Regions from separate parts of the Homo sapiens genome. Here region 2 is linked to region 1. A link is a loop called in an ENCODE intact Hi-C map of the cell type or tissue named here. Cell type or tissue: dorsolateral prefrontal cortex. All regions are shown on one strand.

Region 1 (8,000 bases):
TGCCGCTAAATATCCTACAATGTACAGGACAGTCCCACAGCAAAACATCATCTGGCCCCAAGTGTCAACAATGCCAAGGTAGAGAAACCCCATCCCGGGCCTAGGGTGGGTAGAAGGTGGGACAGTGAGGCCCTGGGGCAGAGCGTTCCTCCCTTACTTGCTGGTTCTCATTCATTCAGGGAACAAGCCCAAAGGTCCTTAGAGTGTTACAAGAGGGATGACTTGTGAAGAGGCAAAAGCTCCAATGGTGTGAGCACCGGGTAGGTGGGGAGTACGGGCAGGAGCAGAGGGCAGAGTCCACCTCCGGGCATTAAGGATCATTTGTCGCCTGCCGTTCACATGCACCCACGTCTGCAGGGCAGACTTGACCCAAGGGCTTAGCAGTTTCAGCACCGACTCCAGCTCAACTCTCTCCTGGGTTAGGTGAATGGAGACTTTGCTATAACAGAGCTGGGACCAGAACCCAGGCCTTGAGACCCACTCATGTGGGGCATTTCTCCAGCCCATACCTTCAGAAGAGCCCCCATCCCAACAGCAAACCTGCTTGGCAGGCATGTGCCCTAGCCAGGCTTTCCAGCCAAACAGGACCTTCACCACAGAACACCAGCCTGGGCTCATTATACAGAAGGGAACACCAAGGTTCCAAGAGAGAAGCCCAAAGCACTTTAAATCCAGGTACTGAGGGACAGATGGGTATAGGGGCTACATCTGTGATGCCTTCGAAACTTGCCTCTGCTCTTCCACGTTATCCCTTAGCCCAGCCCCCTGTCCCACTGTGTTCATGCAAAATCTTTTCAATCTCCTCCCCACAGAGACATCTCAAAGTCCTCCTTCTCCCTGGGGCTGTGCCCACAGTCTTCCCTCCTAGACGGCCCACTTTCTCCTTCCCTGCCCCAACCACTGTCCTGAGGGTTCCACATTTTTCAAGCAAGTGACTCTTGACTCTCATAGGGGCCTCATCTTCTCAGTGGCCCCCACGACATAGTCCAGGCCTGCCATGGGCTGTGCCCAGAAAGGCTCCCTAACAAGTTGATCTGAAAGAACCAGAGAACCTCTGTGCCTGCAGTCATCATACATGACTTGAAGGAAATAAACAAACAAGAGGGCACATGAGATAATAAGCAGAGGGAACCTGGGCCAGGTCCAGCCTGCCACCAACAAGCCACGTGGTCTGGGCAGAGCAATGAGCCCGGACCCTCCCTGGACACACCATCTAGACTGTGAAGGAGGCGGTGGGCCAGATCGCCTCTCAAGACCCTTCCAGCTTTCTTTATATTTCTAAGAATAATGAGCTCAGCATTACTCACATTACTTAAGACAACAGGGAGAGGAGAGGAGAGGGGGAGAGCAAGGACGACAGTGTCTCCTGCTCTCCACTACCCGACGCCATTGGTGACAAGTATAATAAAGCGTGGGTCAGATATGTCTCTCCCTGACGCAGAGCAGCCAGACTGCCTGCTCCCCAGGGCTGGGGCTGGATTCCTGATGGTACCCCCACCCCTGCCCTCTGCTCAGGTCTCATTCTAAGGACACCAGACAGGCATTTTGCAATTTTCACACTGCCCCAATGTGGCTTGGATCACGGCTGCCATCACCCAAGTCAGCGGCAGCAGCGTTTACAGATAGCCTGCCCCCTGCGAAGTTTGGTTGTGGGAGGGAGGGTGTCTGGCATCGGACAAAAATAAGTAAGACACGGCCTGTTGCAGAAGGAGTTTATAATCTGGTTTGGGAGGCAAGTGTGAAGACAGCTCATGATCCAGAAAATATCTTTAGGGGCCCCAAAAATGGTAGTGAAGGGAAGTGCCCAGGAGTTCAGATGAGAGAGATGGCAGGATAAGCCAACATGCCCTGCAGGAGCCCACACCACCACAGTGGCCTTCTGCTTCCAGGCCCTCACCCCTCTGATGCATTCTTCAGAGGCTGGCCAAGGGTGTCATTGTAAAATAAAGGTCCCACCACCTGCAAACCACCCAGGCTTCTGTCACCCACAAGATTCAGCCAGGGCAGACACCATCCTGGCCACAAACCCTCCAGATGCACGTAGCCTTCCTGCAAGCTCCTCTTTTTCCATGTCATTCCCTCTGCCTGGAGAGTTTCCATTCATCCTTGGAGGCCCAAAGTCAACATCACTTCCTCTGAACAAATTCTCTGCCCCGCTCGGGGAGCTTTCCAATCCGTCCCCATCCAAGCACCCAGCACTGCCCTTGGGGCCCAGGCTGCTCCATTAACTCCAGAGTTCCCATCTTGGATTCCCAGCCTGTACCTGCTTTCCTCTTTCTGCGCCTGTGCCTGGAACTGACCCAGAGCAAGGATGGGCGGGAGGGAGGCAGCTCCCCATCTGCTGAGCGACCTTGCTGGCCTTGGCATTTCCAGAGGCACCAACAGATCATTCTGGCATCTCCTATTCCAGCCATATCACCTCTATGCCCCTCCAGAAAGTCTTCAGCCTAGCTCACCCTGCGGGGGTGCATTTGGAAAGAGGAGAAAGCTTCGCTCTCTGGTCATGGATGTAGAAAGGAAGTGCTGTGTGGAAGGTGCTTTGGCCCAGGCATTCGCCGCCGGTGCAGGTGTGAATGTGGGCATGTGTGGAGCGAGGTGTGTGTCCACCGGAGCGAGAATGTGAGGCTGCCACAAGGGCTGTGCCTGCATGAATCCGTGTGAGGCTGCAAAGGGTTTGTTGACCTTTCGCCAGAAAACGAGGCTGAGAAACAGAATGTCTGTGTGAGCTCCTGCTCCGGGATGGATGTGTTTTAGGATTGGAGGGTTTCTGCTGGGCGCATGTGTGTGGGCGAGCAGAAGGACACGTCTTTGTTGTTGACCTGCAGGGATCCGGAACTGTGGGCTGCCACATGCCATCAAAAATGGGCAAGCCTGGGTGATAATAGAAAAAAATGGCATTGTTCTTTATTCTTTAATTCCTCATGAAAACGGCTGTTGTAAAGAGGAAAGGGCTGGAGTGCAGGGGAGATAAGGTCTCTCTAGGGCGCCGTAGTTTACTGTGGTTCAAGCACCCTTTTTTTTAATCAAAGGCATTTGTGGTATGTTCCCATGAGCCCACCAGGGGGCGCCATGTGGGTGGCATCCCCTTCTGGTGGCTGAAGGAGCACAGTGTGTTTAATGGTGAGCCTGGTGTGCCCAACCCTGTGCCCAGCACAGAAGAGGCAAAATGATGCCGAACACTCGGCTCCACCCTTCAGAACACTGTCAGCCTGTGCAGAGGACACCAACCAACTTGGGGCATCCACCCAACCTTTCCAGGTCTGAGTTCCCTAATTTCTATCATGAAAATCACATGTGTGCGCCCTTTATATGCTGTGGATTGCTAGAAATCATCCAAGTTGTATTATTAATGACAAAACAATGATGCGAGTGGGGATGACCTTCGGAGTCCTTTGCCACAATAAAGTCCTGTGACTCCTAATTCACAGATGAAATAATTAAGAGGATAATAAAAATATAGAATGGCTCAAGTATGCAGTTTGGACCATATGTCCCATTATATTTCAGAAGAGAGCTGGGATGCCCCGAAAGGACTCCATGGAGTGGGGAGGACAGAAGTTGGTTGTGTATGTAAAGGGAGAGGAACTCGAGAAATGAGTAAGAGGAGGAAGGCTTGGGGAGCCAGGTCAGTGTGAATTTTCCTCCTGGAATTGGGAGTGAGAACAGGGAAAATGTGTCTGGAGATGGAGGAGGCTTTTCTCACACTGCTGTGCTTCAGAGCCTCTAGCCCCTTACAGCCTGTAGGCTCCAATCAACTCCATGCAGATCAGTTGCTCTGAAATCCTGCAGGTGCTGGGCATGGCTTCAGGCCCCAGCAAGTCTCCAGCTTCCCCGCTCCCTAGAAAGGACCTGCCTCCTCCCAGCCTACCCACCAGAATCCTCCCAGGGCATCAGGACCTAGCCCCAAGCTCCCTTCCTCTGTGATGCTCCTCTAGGTTGCTCTAACCAACACTGATCTCGCCCTTGCCTGAGCCTCTGCAGGTCAACAGCACCGGAAGTCTAAGCCCTGGCTAAAATGTGGACATCAGATCAGCATCACTGGGGTCTGTTAGAAATGCAGAGTCTTGAGCTTACTCTAGATCATCTGAGCCATGTCACTCAAACAGCAGCCACCACCCTTTAACAAGATCCCTAGGAGATTCGTGGGCACAAGAAGTTCAACCACCACTGGCCTAATGTTAGGCTTTAAAGGATATTGTCTTAGTTGGAGCGCCCCCAGAAGCAGACTGTAGACAAGCATTTGAGTGCAAATAGCTTCTTTGTGGGGTTGACCCCAGGAACTTGGGTCAATAGTGGAGACAAGGAAGAGAGGAAATCAATAAGGGGTGTCTTATCAGGCAGACCAGCTTCCACTGCGGGTGTTGCTGAACCCCACTGGGACTCTAGAGCCAATGTCAATCATACTCCTTGGAGTCATCCCACCCAAGGGGCCAGAGAACTGGGGTATTCATGCACCAATTTCCACCAGGCTGTGGCCGAGGTTGTGCCCAGGGGTCTTCCGCTTTCTAGCTTTTCTGGCTTGCTGCATGCGTGGGCAAAGTGGGCTCCACAGTCAAAGGAAGCCCTCGAGCTGGAAGTGCTGGTGCTGGCAGTTGGAAGTCAACCCACTGTCACTGAGGTGGGGAAGAGAAGGGGTCATGGGCAGGACACCACCTACATCTACTGCAGATTGAGCCTTGTGGCATCATCCCAAATAAGAGAGCAGATCAAAGAATCTTGTCTCTCTAACTCCGATGACAGCTACCAATCACTGTGTACTCGCTACAGCCAGACACTTCACAAATATTATCTCATTTATTTAAGACAGCATCACCCAGGTCTTAACCAGGCCTTATTAGTGCTATTGTATGGAAGAGGAAACTGAGGCAAAGGGGCTTGCTCAGACCAGAAAACCATGGAGAGATCTGGCGCCAGAGCCCATGCTCCTTCCTCCTCATCCTAGGGCACTAACCCTGTGGAAAGCCAGAGCTGCATGAGGGCAGGAACCGTCCCCGTCACCCCAAGGCCACACACCAGGTTCTTCTGGCAGGAGACTCTGGCATGATTGCTAGACACCCAGGGGGCCCTGTGGGGCAGGGCAGTGGCCCTCGAGGTGTCACCACACACCTGGCCTACCTCTGCATTGGAGAAGTCCTGTTCTGAATGGAAGGCAGAGTCTGATTCCATCCCCAGCTCTGCCTGGAGCCTTACTGTGTGCCCTTGGGAAGCCATTTAACCTCTCTGAATTGTAATTTCTAAGTGGCCACCCTTCCACTTAGAAATTCATTTGGCTGCAGTGGCCTCAACAAATAACACTTTGGGTTTTTTGCACATCACAGAGTCTGGGGCCTCGTGTTGCTTCAGCAACATAACCATGCAACAGCAACAACGTAACAGAGTCCTTCTCACTGCTGTCGGAGGGCATTGCATCTGTCATCAAGCAGAGCAGGTCCAGCTGCCTCTGTCCCTTCTATCGGGAATGCAAAAGGTTTCCAAGAGGTCCCCTCTCCAGGAGACATCTAAGTATGTCTCATTGGCCAGAGCTATGTCACAGGGCCACCCTAGCTGCAAGGAAGTCTGGGAAAGAGGATATCTTGCCAAAGACTATGCACATGTCTTCCATGAACAAATCTGTGCTTCTTCAGTGAAGGAGAAGGGCCGGATAATATTGGTGGGACCTGGAAGAGTCTACCCTCACACAGCCTGGTGGAGATGGTCAGGGGTTACAGAAGAGCAAGCTGGCTGGAGCAGCAGCCACCCCCCACACACGTGCCGCATTTGCCTTCAGCTTAGATCACACCCTGATGCTTCCATGAGGATGCTGAGTCAAGAAAGCAGTCTTAGGGTGTGGACAAGAGGAGCTTCTTCATGCAGCACTGCTAACTCTGCATGTTTATTCCAGCTACTGACATGGTTTCCAATTCTGTGAGATTCATAAGGGGGAAGGGAATAAAATTTCAGCTACCCTTAGGTAGCATATTTGCGTCCTCTGTGTCTTTCTCGAGTTTGTGCCCTTCTGTGCCTTTGTGTGTGGCTTAAATATTGAAGAATCAAAGGCTGCCACGCCAGCAGACAGCTGTGCCACATCACAGGCATTCCACAGGCAATTCCTCACTCCCACTTTTTTGACAGTTGCACCAGTGGTCTCACACCCTCTGAAAGTGGGTCGGCCGGCTTTCAGGGCCAGCAGCAATGGCACCAACTTTATTTTCAGAGACTGAAGCAGGACCTCTTTTGTAAAGGGGTGTGGGGTGAGGTAGGGGTGCTCTGTGCAAAGCCTGCTCGGATTGACCTTCCTGGTAAACTTCAGCATGGCTGAGAGCCAGGAAGGAGGGGACCAGGGATAGCACGGGCTGGCCTGTGCTGCCCTCTACTCCTGAGGCCCTCCCTCATAGCCTCTGCCAGTGGCCTGGGCTGTCCCACAAGGTAGTGAGCCTCTGGTCACAGACATGTTCAAGCAGGCTGAGTCGCAGGGTTCGGGGGTTGATGCAGGTAATTCCAACATTGGACCAAATCAGTTCTGGGGGGCGAGTTAAGATCCCATGATTTTATCTTAAGTTTTACTAGCTTAACCATCATAAATGCCCGCATAGAACCAGTCCCAGTCCTCAGCCCCAGCCAGTTTGGCTAGGTCCCAAATTCCCTAGCCTCTAGCCTGGAGTAATCCTCATTTCTCCTTCAGGCCTCCCAATTTCTCCCTTCTCTGAAGACCTTCAGGCCTTAGAGGCGAAACCCTCCATGCCGCTGGGCAGGCTCATGCCTTAAATTTAACAACCTAGCCTCCAATCCCAGCTCCACCACTCTGAGCTGTGTGACCTTGGGCTAATCACTTAACTTCTCTGTGCCTCAGTTTTCTCATCTCAGCCCTGGGGTGCCAGTAGTTCTTTCATCCAGGAGCAGTTTATGGATAGCATGAAGCATGCAAAGCTCCAAACACCCTGCTGCTCTTGCACACAGGAAATGTGCACAATGACAGTTTCTCTACAGCTGCCACTCTTGCTTCAGTGATTCTGTCTCCAAGAAAGGAGTGAATCTTCCTACCTGGCCCCTTCTGATCCATCCCCGGCCCCTGGCTGCCCAGGTCTGGAGGGCAGCCAACGCAGGATGCGTAGCAGCAAACCTCCCAGCTTTATAGCCTAGTGCAGGGCTGGCCGCAGGGAGGGGCCAACAAACCCTACCACGCTGAATGGAAACCACTGTGAGAGTGGCAGGCAGGTCCATAAGGACGCTGGAGCTGGCCCTGCCAAGGCCTGGCTGTGCTGGAAGAGGAGGGCTCAAGATCACCACCTTCATGCCCCCACAAGAGGTGTTTGTTAAGTTTGTCTTCATGGTTTGCACAATCCCCCACATGAGGCCTACATCATACCTCCTTCTCCACTCCCTGTTCACCATTCTTCACTCCAAAACACAGCAGCACCCCTGGAATCTGGGTGAGCACAACCCAGAAGATTGAAAACCCTAACCAGGGAGAGCAGGAGCAGAGTCATGCCCTGGACACCCTCATGGATTAAGATGGTCCAGGAGGCCCTTCAAGGCCGAGAGACAGAGGGTCTGAAATGAATATGCATTCAGCCTCTCCCAGCAGCCCTGACAGCTGGCATCCAGCAGCTGGAACGGCTCAGAGCCTGGGAGAAGGTTTGTAATTCAATTCAGTAAGTGTTTCCTGAGCACCCACCAGGAGCATAGCCCCGCGCTAGGTGCTGCTTGGCAGGTGGAAGTGAGTAGAGGGCAAGAACCCTGCTGCCCCTGGGGCTTCCCTCCTGCGGAGGAGAGAAGATGTACATGCCAAGCAATTAGAGGACAATGGATCGAGACTCCAGACTGCAATTTAGAGCTGGGAGTGGTTTGGGAGCGCTTCCAGGCAGGACTGCTCACTGAGTGTCACACTGCCTGGGCAAGATCGGCAGGATCTAGGTGGATGGAGGGGGCTCCAGATGTCACTCCAGTGAGGTGACAGCAGGGGCAAAGGCAAGGAGGAGGGAGAGGACAGGGGGCGCTGGCTGGAGTTCAGGAAGGGCTTG
Region 2 (8,000 bases), 130 kb after region 1:
GTTCTCAGAGGCTCAGGTCAGCCAGTCCCTTCTCCAGATCCACCAAAGATACCCCGTCCACCACTCCCCAATGCTGCTGGAAGACAGACACCCTGGGATGGGATCATGGGGCCGCTGACTTCCTCATCCCAGCGGTAGCATGAGACATGCTGCCCCCATGGCTGCCCCAGGCTTCCTCCCTCCTGCCAGGCTCTGCCAATCCCCCAGGGCTTCTGCACAAGCAGCTGCCATTGCCCAAACCCCTTCCACCTACTCCTCCCCAAACTGACTCCAATCCCGAGCCTCGCCCTCAATAACCACTCCTCTGCGATGCTTCCTCCAACTGCCCATTTAACTGGGCACCCCTTTCTTCTCTGCCCTGGTTCCAGCAGCACTTTCCTAACTGAACATGGCTCATGTACCTGCCCCCCACCTCCTGGCGTGTCTTCATCCACACAAAGAACCCGACTAGGTGGTCCATCCATATCTGGTATGTACTAGGTGCTTGCTGAACCCCAGTCGCAGAATGACTAAAACAAGTCAATTCTAGGATACCAGCTCTGCAACTGGCAAACCTGCCCTGCCTCTGTCACACTCTGCATTCATTCCCCACTTCTCCCCTGGAGCCTAGAGCTCTTTTTTCCCCCTGGGCTCCCTACAGAGGCTCCTTCCCTGTGACCTATAGCATTCTGGGTATGTCCCCTCCCAAGGGATATGCACATTGGAGGGGACCAGTGACTCATCCACTAAAGTGATGCCGGAATGCAGCTGCACTAGACATTGGGGCAGGCCAGTTGGAGGAGGTGGGGGCAGGCACTGTTCTTGACATAGGGAGCCCTCATCCTCCAGCAGACATAGAAGGAGGCTGCAGGCTGGTCCCTGCTCCACACTACAGAAATGGCCTCTGTGGCGGACCAGCAGGACAGGCACAGCACGGTTCTCCCCAGGAGGGCGCCATTTGGAGTAATCAGTTTTTTAATTACTAGTAATTAAGTATATGTAACCTGCCCAGCTGCCACTCCAGGAAATGGGACAGAACTCCTGGGGGCTCCGGGGGCCAGGCATGCACTGGGAGCCTCAGAGCCCATTCAGCCACCTCAGCACTGAAGAGGGTGGGTAGGTGGGTGGTTTTGGGAGTGCTAAGGTATGCAGGAGAGACCCAGGAGACTGGAGAGACCTCAGCCTCAGGGTAGGCTGTGCCTTTCTATATCAGGGGTCCCCAGCCTCCCTGGGGCCTGTTTCCATTCTCCCTTCAGCCTAGAGCAGCAGGACACCTGCTCAAAAGGTTCTTGAGGTGGGGTTCCCAACCAGCAGCTTCCTCCCCCAGAGCCTCCCAGGCCTTCAGCCACTCCAAAGGAGTCCTCCACTGAATTCCCCAGGCTGCCACTCCACCCATAGGAAAGTCTGCCCCACCCCACCCCAAAGCACTCAGTTCATTTTAATGTCTACTGAGCATCTACCATGTGCTGGTTGCTGCAACCGAGGTCTCTAAGGCCATGCAGCCATCCCTTAGGGGAGCCTGTGTCCCCCACCCCACCCCCGACACCCAAAGCTCACAGAGAGGCTGGCTGTGCCCAGGGCCCAGCTCTTGGCTGCTGGTCTTACCCTCTGTTCTGCCCTCTCCCTGCCCCTCTCTCCACTTCGTCTCTCTCCCACTCCTCCACCTTATGATGCTGTCTTGCATTTAGGGTCTTTTGCGGAACAATTAAAATGAGTGAAGGGAACCTTCTTGCTTTCTTGCAGTTCTTCTTTGGGGAATGGGCTGGTGTGGGTAGCCCCTGCTGAGATGACACCTGGCCTAACCTAACGATCCTTTAATTAAACCCATCCTTATAGGAGCTCTGTACACCAGTCCTGGGGACTCCAGCCCCTCCAGAGACAGAGCCTCCCGAGGCACCCAAACTTTTCTGTCCGCCTCCACAGCCATTCTCCAATTCTCCACCCCAGCACATTCTACATCCTGCAAACATGGACTTGGGTCATCTCTGGACAAACAGGAAGTGGGTTCTGGCAGGTGGAGCAGAACTGGGGGCTACAGGCATTGATGGGATCAGGGAGGGCACACTCCCCTCTTAGAGTCTGCAAAAAGGGCAAGGATTTTCATGTGCATCTCTAGGGGGATGAAATCCAGGATGCTGCAAGGCCACCAGCAAGCTGGGCTGCCAGGGCGTGTCCCCTCCCCTTGCAGCCGTTCCCGTCATCTGTCAAACAGGAATGGTGACAGCTTCTGTCTTCAGGTTCACGAGCGTCTGCATGCCTCTGAAAACCCTCTGCCAACATGTAACATGGGGTTAGTGCATGGATAGCAAGACATGATGAAAAATACAGAAAGCTGTGCACATATGCATGGTGACTCTGGCTCCTTTTAACTCCAAGGGAACAAGCTTTCATGGCTCACACCAGAGCCTTTCCTCACCTCGGCAAAGACCAGTTCTTCCAGAGTCTACCTGTAGTTTCTCTTGCTATAGCCAAGGTATAATGCTACCTTTCAATACTTCCTAGAAAGCAAATGGCTTAACTTTGGATTTTAAAACCCAGGGAGCCACTGTACTCACTGTTACTTCTTTCTCCCCTGACCCCCTGTCTCTGCCCCGTGGCACCCCAGTGCTGTGGCAATGCCTGCCAAATTTCCAGGGAGTCACTTGTTCTCTGTTTCACGGGTTGTTCTGTGTTTCACGGGTTGCTTGCCATGTGTAAGCCACGTCTGTCCTCAGCACTTGCTCTCTGGACCCCATGGGGCAGGTCAGTGGGGAAATGTGCTCCTCAATGATCTGGTTTTTACCTGGTGTTACTGTGGATGCCCAGCCCCATCCTACCCTGCAGAACTCAACCTCTCGAGGAAGGCTCCTGAATGAGCCACATCAAGCCAGCAGTGGATGAACAGTGTGGAGCTGACAGTCCTAGGCAATGGGTGATCAGAAAAGGAGCAAAATGGGGGTAAAAGGTTGATGCTAAGAGATCTAATGGGCTTCCTGGAGAAGGGGCTTCTTAGACAGAAGTCTCTGAAAAATGGGGAGGAGTTTGGTTGCAGAGAGACCATTCCTGGCAAAGGGAACAGCCAGGGTGAAGGAGGGAGGGAAGAACCAGCCGTGGTGAGGGGTACCAGAGAGTTGGAAGTGGACAGCCTGATAGGAGTGAAAGGTGAGGGTTTGGGAGTGGGGAGTCTGGATGGGGTCTGCTGCAGCACATGTGCACACTTGTCTGCACACGTATTCTTAGAGAGCCAAGGTTCGCAGGGCACGGAACACGAGCAGCATCCAGCTGTCATGGCAAGGAGGAGGATGCAGCATGCCCAGACTGGCCACTCTGAATACACGCACAGGTGCCCAGCTTGCAGTCAGGCAGTCCCTTCCTGCACTCCTACATATACACACGCACCCCCACATATACACACGCAACCCCACATATACACACATATGCACCACATATACCAGGGGTGGGATGGGAGGTGGGGAGGCTGAACACAAAGCCGAGCCTGGCCGGCAACCCTTAGACTGCACCCGGCTGCCATCTGGTGGCTGTATGCAGCTCTGCGCCCTCTAAGATTTCAGGATTTTGGAGCCTTTGGGATGTCACACCCAGAAGTGGCATCCCCCTCCCCACCCCGTGTCTACACACACACACACACACACACACACACACACACACACACACACACAGAATCAACACCCATTCTCAACACAATGGCCCACACCCAAATGCACACAGGGCCTCACAACAAAACTGCTGCAAACACAGGGACACAGACGCAGTCATTCCCATGCACACTTCTTTTCTACCTCTTCTCACCAACTAAAATTCAGAAAGTAAGGGTAGAAGACACTGCTGCTAGCCCAGCACAGGCATAAGCACAGCAAGCTTCCCTGTGTTTCCAGAGGCCTTGGTCTGTTCTTAGCACACCAGCGATTCTCACCTGTGGTCACACGGTGCACACCCTTCCAGCTCCCACATCTACCTGCCGCCCACACGTTTCATTTCCAGGATCTCCTCCTTCAGTGTAAGGACGGGAATGGCTCAGTGGGCAACTCCCAGTGGGGGTCATGTTCCCACAGACACCCACATGCCATGGGGACCGCCAGGGACATGACATAGGGGTTGGGGGGGACACCACCCACAGAATCCTTCACGCTGCAACCCAGGGGGCTTCCTTGCACTAATGGGAGTGGTGAGATTCAACTTTTTTTGCATTAGTTTTTGTCCCATGTAGCTCACAACACATCTTTATCTACATTAGCTCAATATGGATTATTATTTCCCCCATTCTTTCCCACATGGAGGCATGGAGGTTCAGGGAGGTTAACTGGCCTAGGGTCACACAGCTAAGAGATGCCTGCAGGAACCCAGGCTCCCCCACTCTGCTTGGACCCTGGCCTGCACTCCCTGGGGAGACCTGAGGCCCAGTGGAGCTGTTTCCAGTCTGGGATGAGGAAGGGGCACAGCTGCAGAGCACAGGGGAGGGTGGTGCCCACTCCTCACTCCTGCCCTCCACTGCCTCTCAGAGGCCTCTCACCCTCCGAGGCAGGCCCCCTTCCCCACCAGGCTGCAGCATCAGGAAACAGAACATGGGGTCACTTTTTCTGAGCCCGGCTCTCAGACTGTTCCACCCTTGCACTCTCCAGGCCTAACCTGCTCAGAGAAGGTTGCTATCTTTATGGGGCCCTAGGGACTGCTGGCAGGAACAGAAAACTGGGGAGGAGGTGGAGAGGCTGCCATGTGCCCAGCGTGTGTGTGTGTGTGTGTGTGTGTGTGTGTGTGCATGTGCTGTTATCTTTCCCCAATCTGAATTCCTATGTGGATACAAAATGGCCACAGCCCTACCAGGACACAATTGCCAGGGATGGCTCTAAGAGACCAAGTTAAGGGGCTGGTGGAGAAGAAAAGGTTGTGTGTGGCACCAAGGATGAGCTCCACTGTTCTCCTGTCCTCCACCTGAGAGGAGATTGGGACACACACACACGCACACACACAACACCAAGCACCACAGACATGCAACCTGCAGACATCCATTTACAGATAGATCACAAACAAGGAGAGTAAGCGAGTCTTAGCAAGGAGACCCAGATGAGTCAGAGAGTTGTGGGATTAATCAGGAGAGACTTCCTGGAGGAGGAAGATCTTCAGCCTAATGGCATCAGGGATCCATTAGAACGATAAGTGCCTGCTGTGAGGCAAGCATTGTTGGATTGAAACCTTCACCATCCTAGCTCCTAGGAGCACTTCCTTTTGTCATCATACACTCCTAGAGTCAAAAGGAACCTAAGTGGTCACTGGCCCAACTCCACCCCAGGCAGGGTCCCCTCTGGAGCATGCTGGACAGCAGCCCATAGGTTCTGCTGGATAGAGCACAGTCATGGGGCAGAGGACACTCTGAGCTTCCAGGCAGCCTGTGCCCATGTTGGACCAGGAGTTCCTGCGTGAACTGTCTGCAACGTCCTGACCCCAGAGCCAGGTGGAAAGCCCTTATGCCCTCCACTCACTGCCTTCCAGTGGGATGCCCCTGCACCTGCTCAGGCTGAGTGGCCCCAGTCTCCTTTAACCCTCCTCATGTAAGGTGAACATACTTCTCCTGTGTCTGAACACGCTGCATATTTTGACCTAAATGCCACATCCCCATGTGGGCTGTGGCCCAGACCACTCCCACTGTCAGCAGCACATCGCATGCTGAGCTAGCTGCCCAGTGTGGGCACTTTCCTCCCAGTCTGCCCCTCTGGGATCCCAGGGCTGCTGATTACACAGACCAGAGCCCAACCTGCTGTCCCCTCCAAGGCCCCCTGGGAGGACACACAGCCACACCCATGGAGCCTGGTTATTCAAACCATGATGAATCCATTTCCTGCACATGGTAGCCAAATCCTGCCCTGAAACCTCACTTCCTATCTAAGTGCCCTACTGAATCCTCACTGGGGAGTCTGAGTGGTTGGTGCCCTTCCCTGCTCACCAAGGTGGTTCTTTTCACCATCCCTACTTTAAGCAATTATTCTAAAGAAGAGAAGTTAGGCATTTCCTGTATGAATGGCTGGGGACTGAACAGTGGAAGCTACAAGTGGCTCAGACGTTAGCTTGATATCACTGAAACAATGTCGAATAGATGAAAACAGCTGACTCATGCGTGGAGTGAGCCTCCAGTCAGCAGAGGCATTCAAACCAGGGTTGCCTGTGAGATGCTGCCAGTAGCTTGTGCCTGGTAGGATTAGAGCCCTTGCATCTTCTCTGTGTCTGTGATTCACTGTCATTGTCAACTACATCAGCATGGACACGTTCTTCAAAAATAAGACTTCTTTAGTTGTGACTATCTGAGAAAACCCAACACACCTCTGCTCAGGGATCTCAGGCTGGCCGCCCCTGGTGTAGAAGACAGAAAGCCCACTGACCACTGGGGTCCACCCTCAGGCCTGTGGGACTGGGAGACGAGAGGGAACTCAGCCCAGGAATGGTTGTTGAGTGAATGAATGAACAAGAGAATTAATGAATGATCAGCCACAAGACCATGTCCCCACTGAAGCTTCTTCCTGTCCCAGGCTCATCCCCAATTCAGAGAACCTACAGGCTCCCCTTGGACTCCCCCACTGTATTAAGACCCAGCCCAGGACCTTGTGAGGAGCACTGTCATGTTGGTCTGGGTACCCCAGTGACATTATCACCTGCTGGAGGAGCCCCAACTCAGTCAGGGCTGAGCCCAGCCCAGCTGGCAAAGGCACAAGGCTGAGAGCTCGGAGAGCCACTAACCAGCTTCTCACTCTCACTTAACGTGGCATTTCTGAGGTCAGGATGGGTGCCCCAGCCTGGTTGTTGGCTGCACTTCGGCAAGATTTCCTGAGGCTGGGGTTGGTAGGAAAATGTGTGCGGACATTTTCCTATCAGTGCCCCCCAGGCTGGGCATTGTGGTGGGAGTCAGGAAAGGGGGAGACCCCATTTCAATCACATGACAATGGAAGCTGCTGAGGCTGTTAAGGAGGAAAGGGCTTAACGCAGCCGTGCTAATAAGGATTAATGCGCTGATGGCAGGTGGGGTGCACTCTATGGGGGAAACAGCCGGACACACAGAACCCCAAGTCACTGGCAATCCCAAGGCTGGGAGTGGCTGCACCTTGGGAAGTTCAGCGCCTACCCTCTCCCCTTGCCTTTGCCCCCTGCCCCCCTCTGCTATGTGTTCATTCATTGGCAGGGGCATGACCATGCGTCTACACACGAGAAACCCAGCAAGATGCCTCCCAGGCCTTTTTTTTTTTTTTTTTGAGACAGAGTCTCAGTCTGTCACCCAGGCTGGAGTACAGTAGTGCGATCTCGGCTCACTGCAAACTCCACCTCCCAGGTTCAAGCGATTCACTTGCCTCAGCCTCCCATGTACCTGGGATTACAGATGTGTGCTATCACACCTGGTTATGTTTTGTATTTTTAGTAGAGATGGGGTTTCACTATGTTGGCTAGGCTGGTCTCAAACTACTGACCACAAATCATCCACCTGCCTCAGCCTCCCAAAGTGCTGGGATTGCAGACATGAGCCACTGTGCCTGGCCACCTTTCAGGCTTTGCACACACATGACTACATGTATGAGCACACTCATGCTCACACAAATGCATCCACCTATCCATCTGCATGGACCCACATAGCCGAGCTCTGGTGAGCATCCTCCTTCCTCCAGGCGCAAGCCAAGCCCCCACTTTCTGGTCAAGGGATCCATTTGGGGGACAAACACTCTCCCTCCCCCATACAGAAGCAGTGGCTTGCCAGCAGGGTAAAATTTATCATCATTATCCTAATATCATCTCCAGGCTTGGCAGTGGCAGCAGCTAAAGAAAATACCAAGGCTTAACTTGGGGTGTGCAGGAGAGAGAGGCAGGAGATAGGAAATATGATTTATGATGGAAATCAATGCAATCATAATACTTTGTGCTTATAAAATTGGGCTGCGCCTCCTGTGCCCACACAGCCCGCATCAGCTCTGCCTGTCAAAGGAGGCTAGGAACCCTGGGCTCTGGGACCAGGATGGATGCAGAGACCCAAACGATGGCCATTGCCC

What was found. Hi-C counts contacts between places; a loop is a spot of excess contacts. Peaks named below come from ENCODE experiments on the same cell type or tissue, not always from the same donor. Only the 100,000 strongest peaks of a DNase experiment are listed, where the experiment ranks them.
Region 2: a loop joins it to region 1, with 2.0 times the contacts of the local background. A loop is called at or near these places in 6 of 110 quality-filtered maps.

The regions. Positions count from the first base shown.
Region 1 is chr18:37,471,450-37,479,449 of GRCh38, reverse strand. All of the region lies in intron 2 of CELF4 (CUGBP Elav-like family member 4), which reads left to right. Among named protein-coding and RNA genes, the nearest start is that of SNORA111, 8.9 kb to the right of the region's middle. In dorsolateral prefrontal cortex, a CTCF peak has its summit at 3,048 (motif pointing right); a DNase peak (open chromatin) is centred at 3,069; H3K27ac peaks cover 2,589 bases.
Region 2 is chr18:37,338,968-37,346,967 of GRCh38, reverse strand. The region is part of intron 2 of CELF4 (CUGBP Elav-like family member 4); the gene reads left to right. Among named protein-coding and RNA genes, the nearest start is that of SNORA111, 120 kb to the left of the region's middle. RefSeq lists an enhancer at 4,905-5,465. In dorsolateral prefrontal cortex, a CTCF peak has its summit at 3,472 (motif pointing left); a DNase peak (open chromatin) is centred at 3,477; H3K27ac peaks cover 241 bases.